Regions from separate parts of the Homo sapiens genome. Here region 2 is linked to region 1. The links are chromatin contacts, found by Hi-C or POLR2A ChIA-PET in ENCODE. All regions are on one chromosome and are shown on one strand. Each heading gives the region's core, a stretch centred on a gene start or an enhancer-like site at or near the end of the contact. The rest is flanking DNA. Distances are from core to core; before and after follow the strand shown.

Region 1 (6,073 bases), core at 3,236-5,735:
AGAAGGATCATTTGAGCCCAGGAGGTCAAGGCTGCAGTGAGCCATGATCGTGCCACTGCACTCCAGCCTGGGCAACAGAGTGAGATCCTGTCTCAAAAAAAATAAAAATAAAAAATGTACCAAAGACCTGAATAGACACTTCTCAAAAGAAGACATACCAACCGATATGACCAACAGATATATGAAAATGGCCAACAGAGATATGAAAAAATGCTCAGTGTCTTTAATCATCAGGAGAATGCAAATTAAAACTACACTGAGACATCACCTAACACCTGTTAGAATGACTACTATAAAAAAGATCAAAGATAAAAAGTTTTGGTAAGAATGTGAAGAAAGGAGAACCTATGTACATTCTTGGTGGGAATAGAAATTGGTACAGCCATTACGGCAAACAGTCGGAAAGTTCCTCAAAAAATTGAAAATAGAACTACCATGTGATCCAGCAATCCCACTTCTGGATATACATCTTTAAAAAAATGAAATCAGTATGTTTGTACTACCATGTTCATTGCATCAGCCAAGATGTAAAATCAACCTAAGTGTCCACCAACAGATGAATGAATAAAGAAAAAAATACATATCACATTATACAGATGCACACATACATACATATACAATGGAATACTATTCAGCCTTATAAAGAAGGAAATCCTGTCATTTGGATAAATTTGGAGATGGATAAACCAGAACCTGGAGGACATTATACCAAATGAAATAGACCAGGCCCAAAAAAACAAATTCTGCATGATCTCACTTGTATACAGAATCTTAAAAAGAACTGAGAGAGAGAGGGAGAGAATGGTTGCCAGGGATTGGAAGAGAGGGGAGGAGGAGATGGGGAAATGTTGATCAGAGGGTGATATGGTTTGGCTGTGTCCCCACCTAAATCTCAACTTGAATTGTATCTTCCAGAATTCCCACGTGTTGTGGGAGGGACCCAAGGGGAGGTAATTGAATCATGGGGGCCGATCTTTCCCATGCTATTTTCATGATAGTAAATAAGTCTCACAAGATCTGATGGTTTTATCAGGGGTTTCCACTTTTGCTTCTTCCTCATGTTCTCTTGCTGCTGCCATGTAAGAAGTGCCTTTCACCTCCCGCCATGATTCTGAGTCCTCCCCAGCCATGTGGAACTGTAAGTCCAATTACACCTCTTTTTATTCCCGGTCTCAGGTATGTCTTTATCAGCAGCATAAAAACAGACTAATAGAGAGGGTATAAAGTTTCAGTTGGACAGAATGAATAAGTTCTGGAGATGTACTGTACAGCATGGTGACTGTACTTAATAATGCATGGTATACTTGAAAACTGCTAAGAGAGTAGATCTTAAATGTTCTCACCACACACAAAAAATAAGTATGTCAGGTGATGAATATGTTAATTGGCTTAATTTAATCATTTCACAATTAAACATATATTAAAACATCTCATCGTGTACTATAAATATATACAATTTTTGTTAACTACACATTATTGAAGCTGAAAAAAAAACTTTGAAACTGGAAACTAATGGAATAATTGAATTTTTTTTTTTTGAGACAGAGTCTCCTTCTGTCACCCAGGTTGGAGTTCAGTGGCCCAATCTTGGCTCACTGCAACCTCTGCCTCTGGGGTTCAAGCGATTCTCCTGCCTCAGCCTCCCAAGTAGCTGGGATTACAGGCATCCGCCACCACGCCTGGCTAACTTTTTAATTTTTTTTTTTAGTAGAGACGGGGTTTTACCATGTTGGCTAGGCTGGTCTCAAACTCCTGACCTCAAGTGACCCGCCTGCCTCAGCCTCCCAAAGTTCTGGGATTACAGGTGTGACCCACCACGCCCAGCTTATAATTGATAATTTTTTAAAAGCACTGTAAAATATTAAAAGAACCCAGTGCTTTGGGAGGCCAAGGCAGGACAACATAGCAAGACCCTGTCTCTACCAAAAGTTTAAAATTTTAAAAAAATTTACTGGGTGTGGTGGTGCATGCCTGTAGTCCCAGCTACTTAGGAGGCTGAGGCAGCATGGTCACTTGAACCCAGGAGTTTGAGGCCGCAGTGAGGTAGGATCACACACTGTTCTCCAGCCTGCGTAACAGAGCAAGACCCTGTCTTGATTAAGAAAGAAAAAAACTTTAAAAATTAAAAGGTAAATTGAAACTGGAAAAAAAAGTCACAATATATATAATAGACCAAAATTTAATGTTTTTAATATTTGCAGTCTGTGATAGTTTGGATGTTTGTTTACTCCAACCCTCATGTTGAAATTTGATCTCCAAAGCTAAAGGTGGGGCCCAATGGGAGATGTTTGGGTCATGCAGGTAGCCCCTCATGAATAGATTAATGTCCTCCCTTGGGAGTGAGTCAGTTCTCACTCTTTGAGTTCCTGAGAAAGCTAGTTGTTAAAAAGAGCCTGGCCTCTGTCCTCCCTTCTCTTGCTTTCTGTCTTGCCATGTGATTTCTGCACACACAGGCTCCCCTTTGCCTTCCATCATGAGAGGAAACAACCTGAGCCCCTCACTAGATGCAGATGCCAGGTCTTGAACTTTCCGGTCATCAGAATCATGAGCCAAATAAACCTTTTTATCTTTAGAAATTACCCAGTGTCTGGTGCTCCTACATAGCAACACAAAAGGTCCTAAGACAAAACCCTAACAGATTAATTAGAGAAAGAGATAGCCAAAATATTTGACTAGGTAATTCACATGATAATGCAAATTGCCAGTACATGTCCCTTTTCATGTTCAATCTTTCTTGTAATGAAATAAATGTAATTAAAATAACATTTTTATCCTACCAAACTAGCAAAGAGAGAAAAAAAACAATATTGCTGAGGGATCAGCTACCCCAATTCCCTGCTGGAGTCTGATTCCCCTCCCAAAAAAGTAGGCTGACTATAGTGACTTGCTTGATTAATAGGACAAAGCAAAAATGATGTCTTAAAACATCCATAGCCAGCTTTTAACAAGCCTGTAGCTTCTGCCTGGACCGTTTGTTCTTGGCACACTCTCTGTCCTTCAGAACCCAGCCACCATGTGTGAAAAGCCCAAGTCACATGGAGTGGGCAAATGGCCGGGAGGAAACATCTGCTTCCTATGTGGGTCAAGTTAGGGTAGCATCCTCAGCTAAAGAAGTGTGTGTTCTTTCTTAGACGTGTTAGTCATTCAGGGTAAATGGACCTGAAATATCTCAGGAGGCAGTCAAGCCACATGTATTATCCATTCTCAGGCTGTCTGGGTTGTTAGTGGTGGTTTGTCTATATCAACTGGTCCACAAAAGACAAAAATGACAGCCAACAGAATAACAGAGAATGACACCTAAGAAAATAGAAAAGAGGAAGAAAAAATGAATTATACTTCTCTTTTGGAGCTCTCCTGTGAGAACAAAGCGGGGATTGATATTTTTCTGGGGACCAACTGATTGTGGCCATCAAAATTCTGAGTCCTGAGAGGCATACATTTTTGGCTATTCAGCATTAGGCAGTAAGTTATCCTAAGTAAAAACGTCTCCAGGAAAAGAGAAGAGAAATCAAACACTGTGCTTTTGGTAGCTGTGGATTTGCTAAGTTGTTCCTAGAGCAGCATCATGTTGCAAAAGAAGCAGTTTTCTAGGAATCAAGAGAACTAAGTTCAAGTTACTGCCAGAGAGGCAGAGAGGCCTCTACAGCTGATGAGAAATGGGTTTAAATTCTGGCTATGCCTGCTACTCTCTTTACAACTTTGAAAAGTCAGCCATCTAAACCTCTGCTTCTGTACCTGTAAAATGGAGATAAAAATACCTGCCTCACCATGTTGTTTGTGAGGATAAAATGAGATAATGCACGCACCATGCTCAGCATGTGCCTTACTCACATAGTAAGTGTCCCAAAATGGTGGGTCATTTTCTTGCTACTCTTGCCAGTGATTTCCTGTTTGATGGTGGGCAAATTGCTTAGCTCCTGGCTACACTGGAAAGGATGTTGCTTTCTCATCTACCTCCCAGAGTTAGTGTGGAGGTCAAATGAGAAAATGAACTGAAGGAAAGCAATGTGATGTGGTGGTAGGTGGGAGGCATCCAAGCTAAGCCTCAGGAAACAGAGGCTACACCATGGGGACAGGTCACTGAGGACCCAGAGGCAAGTGAGCAAGTGGAAAATAAGAGCACACACATAACACAGCAAGAAGCCTTTGAACACCCTTCTGGTTCCAGGAGCTTTATATGCCTTGATATCAGTTAATTTCCACAACCACAGTGTCGTGCAAATATTGTTACTCAAATGAGAAAACTGAGACTCAGCAAAGTTAAGTAGCTGTGCCAAGGTCACACTGTTTGTAGATGTCACAGCAGGTGCTCCATGTCTGCAGCTGAGAGAGGATGTGACGGCGCAAGTCTCTTGTCCTGCCAAAGGCTATCCTGGGCAAACCTGCAAAGGGAGGCTGCTTCCGGCTGGAGAAGAATGGTGCACTCAGAGCGCACTCTGCTCCGGTACAGGCGCTGATCCATGGGGATCCCACAGCCAGCACAATGGACTCTCTGGCTGAGCCGCCCGTGACCACCAGGGGGCCTTCACGGGACCTCTGCAAATAAGAACAAACTTGATTCCCAGGACCGGCTCGCATCTGAAGATGGCTTTAAGCCCAACGGTCAAACATGTCACTTTTACCTGTTCTGAGGACAAGGGCAGCACCTGCACCCTCCCACTCACCTTTACTAGCTCCAGCTGCCTCCCTCCCAGTTCTACCACTTGGCACAAGAAGCAGGAAAGAGTTCCCTACAACCCACTCCCAGACAGCTATTTCTACCTGCTGGATTACAACTTTCTCATTTTCTCTCTCTCTCTTCTTCTCTCTCTCTCACCCCTTATGAATAGTGTCCATAACAGACACCAGATAATTTTCATCCTATGTAATTGTATTCTTGCAGGTTTATAAAAAAAGCTCAGATCTTATCACCCTCTCCATTTTCTAGTTGCTATAAAATGGTATTTGCAGCACTCTTGACAAGATACATTTTGGCCAGGCATGGTGGCTCACACCTGTAATCCCAGCATTTTGGAAGACTGAGGTGGGTAGATCACCTGAGGTCAGGAGTTCGAGACCAGCCTGGCCAATATGGTGAAACCCTGTTTCTACTAAAAATACAAAAATTAGCTGGGCATGGTGGTATTTTATTTGTAAAAAAAAAAATATGAAAATAGCCTGCAACCCCAGCTATTTGGGAGGCTGAGTCAGGAGAATTGCTTAAACTGGAAGGAAGAGGTTGCAATGAGCCAAGATCGTGCCACTGCACTCCACTCCAGGCTGGGCAACAGAGCGAGACTCTGTCTAAAAAAAAAAAAAAGATACATCTCATCTTCAAGCATTTCCTGAATGCTGCTAAGGAGATGATAAACATCGATCACAGCTGATAAACATCTATGTGATAAACTACTTTGCAACCATCTATCTCTAACATAAGATCACATAACCATTGTAATAGGTCCAAAGCGCATTAATCTATTGAAATGAAATCATTTGTGCATGTGTTAGAGTTAAATAGATTCAGTTGTGCCAACAGAGAATTTCCTGATTTCCCCAGAAAGAATAATCTAAAACCATAGTTTTCAGCCTTGGCTGCACAATGGAACCACCTAGAAAACTTTAGAAAAACTGATGCCTGAGTCCCATCCCAAGTTTCTGATTTAACTGGCCTGAGATGTGGCCTGGGTGCCAGATAATCTAATGTGCAGCCAAGCTTGAGAACCACAGATCTAAAAGATGAGGGAAATTGGGCTCAAGGGCAATGATTAAAGAGCCAGGTCTGGACACTCCAGAGGAAGGAAGGTGAAAAGTGCTCTTCAGTGTGTTCAATCGACTTTCAGTTACCCATACTAATTGAAGAGAAGACTGTCACAGACAACTGTAAGATCTTAAACTTGAAAGTTCTTTTATAGTTGGGAAAGCATTTGATCTTATTTAAACCTCACCACAAGCCTGGGCAGTAGAAAGGTATCTATGCTTCTCTAATAGATAAGGAACAGGAGCCTCAAGAGAGTGAATGATTTGCAAAGATGTAAGTGGCAGAATAATTTCACCAGAACTATAATCCAGAATGTTCAATAGCCTCAAAATTCAA
Region 2 (6,706 bases), core at 3,592-6,091, 87 kb before region 1:
AAAACAAAACAACAAACAGAAACTACGGGAACTGCTGGGAACTGTGACTTGGAGCCTTTTTTATTCTTTTTTCTTTCAAGAGGCCCATGCTAAAGACTAAAATACATTTTAAAATTATTTTTGGCTGTTTGAAATATACTTATTTGAAACTCCACGCATAGACTCTATGGCCCCAGAATTTATAAGACATTTGAACAAATTAAGTACATAACAATACAAGTTGTGACAAGTGCCTTGAAGAAAATGACAGAGTACAGGAAAAGACTGATGGGGCTGCTGTGGGGAAAATGTACTGGGGTTGTCAGAGAAGGCCTTAATGCTGAGGTAACACATTATCTCATGTTCATGTGACATGTTTTCTGAATACCCAGCACTTTTCAACACGCTTATAAAGTCTGAGGCATTTCCTATGAGAAAACTTGCCTCCTTGACCCCCTTTGTAGCACAGCAATGTGACCTAGGCCCCACCAAGCAGGCATAGCCAATGCAAAATTTCAACTTGAAAGTGAGCAAGACAGGCTGGGCACAGTGGCTCGCGCCTGTAATCCCAGCACTTTGGGAGGCTGAGGAGGGTGGATCACAAGGTCAGGAGTTCGAGACCAGCCTGGCCAACAGGTGAAACCTCGTCTCTACTAAAAATACAAAAATTAGCCGGGCGTGGTGGCGGGCACCTGTAGTCCCAGCTACTCGGGAGGCTGAGGCAGGAGAATTGCTTGAACCTGGGAGGCAGAGGTTGCAGTGAGCTGAGATCATGCCACTGCACTCCAGCCTGGGTGACAGAGTGAGACTCCATCTCCAAAAAAAAAAAAAAAAAAAAGTGAGCAAGATGAAGAAGGAAACATGCCTAACTCTGGCTACCAGTGGGGACCGCCAGTGTTTGTGGAAGTTGCAGTTTTGGTGTCAATGGTGGCAGCAGCAATGGATTCTCACTAGATCGTCTAGTGTGTTTGGGTACCGTTGTTTCCATATTTGGCCTCTGGCTCTCCTAGAGATTCTGTGAGCTACATGATTTTTTAAAAGTCCTTTTCTTTCTCAACCAGAGTGGATTCCGTTGCTTGTAACTAACTGCCTGACCTAATCAAGCTGAGATCTGAAAGATGAGTCAGTCGTGGGAAGAGCTGTCAGGGTGGATCAGTAATCTGAGCAGAGGGCACTGAAGAGTGTTGGCTCAAGGAACTGAGAAGAGGATAGTGTGGTGGGAATTTGGTAGAAATCAGGAGAATGATAGTTGATGAGGTTAGAGAGGGAGGCACAGGGTTTAGAACCTGAGGGCTCAGGCCATGGTGAGAAGTTTATGGTTTATGTAAAGTATAATGAAAGTTAACATATGATGGGCAGAGGATGCATGATCTGATTAATGTTTTGCCTCTTAATGTGGAGCACAGATTAGAAGGGGGACAAGAGAGAACATGGGAAGAGTATTAAGGTTAAATCGTATTGAAATTGCATTTCATGTCTGTTCCCTTATGAGACCACTGAAGCCGAGAACCATGTCTAATTCAAAAGTGCACAGCAGGTGCTCAGTGTATTAAAATGAATGAATACACTAATGCACTGAATTTTTGTAACAACTCTGATAGGCAAGTCTTCTGCCCATTCCATAGATGAAAAATCTGGTAAAGAGATCCAAGCATTAGGCACTGTCCTAAGAATGTTACATATATTAACATATTAATCTTAGAACAACCTCATGAGGTATATGCTGTATTATCCCCACTTTACAGATGAAACAACTGAGGCACAGAGAGTTTATGTAATAAGCTCTAGGTTACTCAGCTAATAAGTGGTAGTGCTAGGATCTGAATCCAGGCAGTCTGGCCTCACAGGCTCCACTCTTAACCACTACACAGACTGCCTCATATGGATACTGATGAATTCTAAACACACACACACACATATATATAAAGATACACCTTTAAATGAGTTAGAAGAGTAACTACTATTCATAGAATAAAAATCAAATATAACTTTCAAACCACTAAAGCGGGAAAAAAACTGGAAAAAAAGACTGTCAAACCAAAGGCAGTAAAGAGAACAGGAAGCATGATACATAGAAAAAAATGAGTGAGATATATCTATGAATAAGTTAAGTGTTAGTATTAACAGGGAGAAATCTCAAATGAGGGGGACATGTACATGCTTTTAAAAAACATACCGAAAACAAAATAGAGTTAATAACTGCATTAGCTTTATAGTCAGAGAAACTCTTGCACACGTGTACCAGGAAACATGTACAAGAAAATTTACTGTCAGCAGTTGGTAACAGCAAAAAAAAAACCAAACAACAAAACAAAAAAACTGGGGCAAAAAAATAACCTGTGTTGGCATGGAATGGAGCAACAGCAGCTCTCCTACATTGCTGATGGAGGGTAAGTTAGTACAACCACTGGAGAACAATTTGGCAATATCAAAGTTGAACTGTGCAAACCCTTCCACCTTGCAATTCCATTTCTAGACATTATCCTAAGGAAATTCTTACCATATGTCTAAGAAGCTGTGTGCAAGAACTAACTCATGTTATAATGACAGAAATCAGGAATCATGAAATTGCTAGCAACTGGAGAATGGATAAATGGTGGTACAATTATACAATGGAATACTATTCAGCAGTTAAAATAAAACTAGAACTACAGGAATCATCCTGGATAAATTTTACATACATAATTATAGGTGGCAAAAGTAAGTGACATGCATATCATTTATATTAGGTTTAAAAAGCATAAAACAGTACTTTATGCTACTTAACATCGCTACATGTATTTGGAGCATACATAAAAGCTTTCATGGGAATGACAGATACCAAATTCAATGAAGTAGTTAATTTCAGAGAGGAAGAGAGGGAGAATGAGATTGCAGGCAGTTTCACAAGGAGCTCTAACTGAATGTTAAAATCTGAAGCAAATAAGAGAAAATGTTAAAATGGGATAAAGCTAGATGGTTGGTATACAAGTGTTCATTATATTATTTTCTGTAACTGTACATTCTGGTAATATTTCATATTAAACATTTTAAAGGAAAGTTAAGCTTCCAAGATTCTATAAAAAGAACAAAATAAACCCAAAGAGATAAGAAGAAATTAATGAAGGCATACATTAATGAAAGAGAAATTACTTTTAAGACAGATTTTATCTATAAAACCAAAAGCTGGTTTGATAAATATGATCAAGAAAAAGACTCCAATACAATATATAAGAATATATATATAAGAATATATAAGAATGGTTGAGAACAATATGAGATTTTTTTAAATGTTAGAAAATATAGCTGAAATACTTTTTTTTTAAAGATGGAGTCTCGCTCTGTCCCCCAGGCTGGAGTGCAGTAGCAAAATCTCAGCTCACTGCAAGCTCCGCCTCCCGGGTTCAAGCCATTCTCCTGCTTCAGCCTCCTGAGTAGCTGGGACTACAGGCGCCCGCCACCATGCCCGGCTAATTTTTCATTGTCGTATTTTTAGTAGAGACGGAGTTTCACCGTGTTAGCCAGGATGGTCTCGATCTCCTGACCTCGTGATCCGCCCTCCTCGGCCTCCCAATGTGCTGGGATCACAGGCGTGAGTCACCGCACCCGGCCAATACTTTTCTAGAAAAAACTAATTTTCTCAAGAAGCAAAAGAAAAAATTCTAGGTATCAATAACGATGGACGCTATATAAAAAACAAAACTATCCATTAAGATGGCACCACACCCAGAAGGCTTTAAAGATGAGTTCTTCAAAACCTAAGAAATGTATCATTCACACATGCTATGTCTATTCCAGGTCATACAAAAATAAGTTAACCTGTCTGACTCCTAGCACAACCTGATACCAAAACTAGACAAGGACAGCAAAAGAAAACCATAAGCCAATCTAACTTAGGTGCATACATGAAAATCCAAAATTAACTACACAGCAAATTGCATCCAGCAATATATTGAAAAAATAAGATACCAGGATTCTAAGTTTGGCTCACCATTAGAAAATCTATTATTGTAGTTATTTTATTGTAGAGTAATGGAAAAAAGGCCATACAATCATCTCAAAGACTGATACTGAAAATACTTGGTAAAACTTAGTCATTTGCTGATTAAAAAAAAAACCGATATGGTAAACTACGAAAAGAACATAATTTGCCTATACACCCACACACACACACACCATAAACCTGCAGAAGATATCTTGAATGAAACCTAAGATGCAATCCAAAATAACTCCTGGTAAGAAATAAGTACCTCCGGCTACTATTCAGTGTTGCACTGGATTCTTGGGAAAAGCCAAAATTGTTCTTTACAGATAAATTCTTACCTACAAATCAAAGAGGACTGCCTGTCAAATTTTTAGAATACGAACGTTTAGTGAAGTGTCCAGATAGATCAACAATCAAAAGCCATTCTTATACAAGGATACTAATGGATTAATAGTCTATTAGTAAAAACAAACTACAATAACAAAAATAGCTATGAAAAAATGTTAAATGCGCACAACACCAAGCGAACTGCAACGCTTTACCTGAAAAACAAAGGGAGAACTGAATTAATTTAAAAAAATAGCCACATTGCTGGACGGGAATTCTCAATATTGTACTAGTATCCAATCTCGGCAAATCTACAAAAATATGGAATCCCAAACAAATCCCTGGAAATCTTTGCCATTTGGGCGCCAATCTACTAAAGAAATCGGCCCCAGGGTGTGAGGTTTCTCACATGTGCGTGAAAACGCTTCGAGAGGGGTGCAGCCGCGGACACAAAAACCGTGGCTTGAGTCCCCGCGCCCCTCCCCTCCCCTCCCCTCCCTCCCTCCAGTCCAGCAGCTCTTGCCTAAGGCTCCCGCGACCGGAAGAGTCGCTTCCGCTCCCGCCCCGCTCTGTGGCGTAGGCCGGACATTTCTAGTCGACTGTTGCGCGTGCGCGCGCTGTGACGTTCCCTACGCGGTCGGGCGTTGGGTTTCGCGGCGCTCGCCGCACTGGTTGTTCAGCACCTTCGGTCCGGTTGAGGTTGTCAAGTCGGACCAAACAGGTTGTTTCTCTGCAGTTTCCAGTAAGTGACCGTTCCAGCCGGGGCTGTGGCTAGAGTGTGAAGGCAAACCGGTAGAAGCCGCGCCGCCATTTTCTTCCCACCTCACTCTTTCCTCAATCTCCCTTCGGTCACTCCGAGGGGACTGTTGGTAGCCCCCCTCTGCCCGGTCCCCCGCTAATGAGGCCGCTCCCAAGCTCTGAGTTTCCCCAAAAGATGTGTCCTTTGTCATGAAAGCTCTCGTAGTATTTAAGTGCTAATACTCGACGGCCGCCGACTTCTCAGATGCACCCTGGAGGGTGTGCTCTTGGCCTGACACTTATTAGCCCTTCCGCTTCCTACAGTTGTGATGGGCCCTCAGATACTCACCAGGAAAATGTGATGCCCGCACCACCACTTCTTACTCCAACTTTCTTTGTAATTATGTCCTCTGTTTCAGAATCCTACTGCCGCGGAACAAAAATGTACCAAGGACCATTCCACTTAACGTCCCTCCCTTCCTTCTCAAACCCTTAAGAGTGCCTTAAGAGTAAGGTACTGACCTAAGTGCTTTACATGCATTTTATTTAATCTTCCCACGCAGTCCTTAAGTAGGCAGACATGAGAAAATTGAGGCACAGAAAAGTTTAATAATTTGCTCAAGGCAACATAGGTTGGATGTGGTAGGGCTGAAATTTGGATTTATTGTGTAGCTTACTCAATCTGGTGTTGTTATCATTCATTCCTTTCTCTTTCCCAAATACTGAGTATTCCTTTTTTTCTTAGTTGCTTCTACAGAGGAATTTTTTTCCTTAATGCTGTTTAGAGGGTTCTTCTTGAGAAATTTGGGTTCTGTCTGAAAACCCTTTTCTCAGAGCTCTCCTTACACAGACGCTTAAGTGTTGTTTTTCCAAATCTAAGCTCTAAACTTAATAATATTTTGCATATCCAAAATGTGCTCATGCTTCCTTAAAAAAGTACCCCTAAACCAGTACCCACCAACCAGCCCCCTTCCTCTACCTCAATATGACAATGGTTATCACTATTCTCAGCAAACATTTGGGCAGCTAGCTTATGTAAGACAATAAAGGTAATTGGGGTTTTGAAGAACTCTGAGGTTTAGTTCCGACCTGAAGGAGAAACATGAAAAGGCCTTCATAAAAAGGCCACATAAAATAGCAGATAAATCCCATCTCAGTTGCACAGAATACAAATTGTATAAGAGCAACTTTGGACAAATCAGGTAAAAGTGCTAGATGTGTTTACTCATCTGTAAAATGTTAAGGTTAGGCTAGGTCACTAAAATATTATAAATCTAATTTCAGAGAGAGGAGTGATAACTCTGTACTCACTATTGAGGGAGGTGGAGGCTGTAGTTTGTTTTTAGTGTTTTTTTTTGTTTTTTTGTTTGTTTGTTTTTGAGACAGGGTCTCACTCTGTCGCCCAGGCTGGAGTGCAGTGGCGTGATCAGAGCTCACTGCAGCCTCCACCTCAGCCTCCTGAGTATCTGGGACTACAGGTGTGCACCACCATGCCCGGCTAATTTTTGTATTTTTTGTAGAGACAGGGTCTCACTATGTTGCCCAGGCTGGTCTTGAACTCCTGGCTTCAAGCAGTCCTCCCACCTTGGCCTCCCAAAGTGCTGGGATTACAGGTATGAGCCACTGCACCCCACCTGTAGTGTGTTCTCGATACAGAGACAAGGTTGAAGGATTCAGAGTACAATTTTCTCATTTTGA

Evidence for each region. Hi-C counts contacts between places; a loop is a spot of excess contacts on that map. ChIA-PET counts read pairs that join two places held with the same protein, here RNA polymerase II (POLR2A). Pooled maps may share reads with other maps.
Region 2: a map of endothelial cell of umbilical vein shows a loop between it and region 1 (4-fold over the local background). The contact joins the promoter of LINC00467 here to the enhancer-like site in region 1. A Hi-C loop is called at or near these places in 6 of 168 maps with a recorded cell type or tissue (MCF 10A, OCI-LY7, chondrocyte and 3 more), 4 of 37 single-sample maps with no recorded cell type and 22 of 50 pooled maps. POLR2A ChIA-PET finds 5 or more read pairs at or near these places in 4 of 52 experiments (GM12878, HEK293, HEK293T and 1 more).

Annotation. Positions count from the first base shown.
Region 1 is chr1:211,465,731-211,471,803 of GRCh38, forward strand. No RefSeq gene overlaps it. Among named protein-coding and RNA genes, the nearest start is that of RD3, 23 kb to the right of the region's middle. Within about 2 kb of position 4,486, at least 2 of the 41 ENCODE cell types and tissues checked have a DNase peak (open chromatin) inside an H3K27ac peak, as active enhancers do.
Region 2 is chr1:211,377,914-211,384,619 of GRCh38, forward strand. LINC00467 (long intergenic non-protein coding RNA 467) reads left to right here and starts at 4,842. Exons shown (of 6, transcript NR_026761.2): 1 at 4,842-5,012. LOC124904504 (a long non-coding RNA gene) reads right to left here and starts at 4,831. Exons shown (of 2, transcript XR_007066868.1): 1 at 4,680-4,831; 2 at 1-4,485. It overlaps LOC107985259 (a long non-coding RNA gene), which reads right to left and starts at 6,371. Exons shown (of 2, transcript XR_001738447.1): 1 at 5,358-6,371; 2 at 4,913-5,041. RefSeq lists enhancers at 1-313, 4,955-5,024.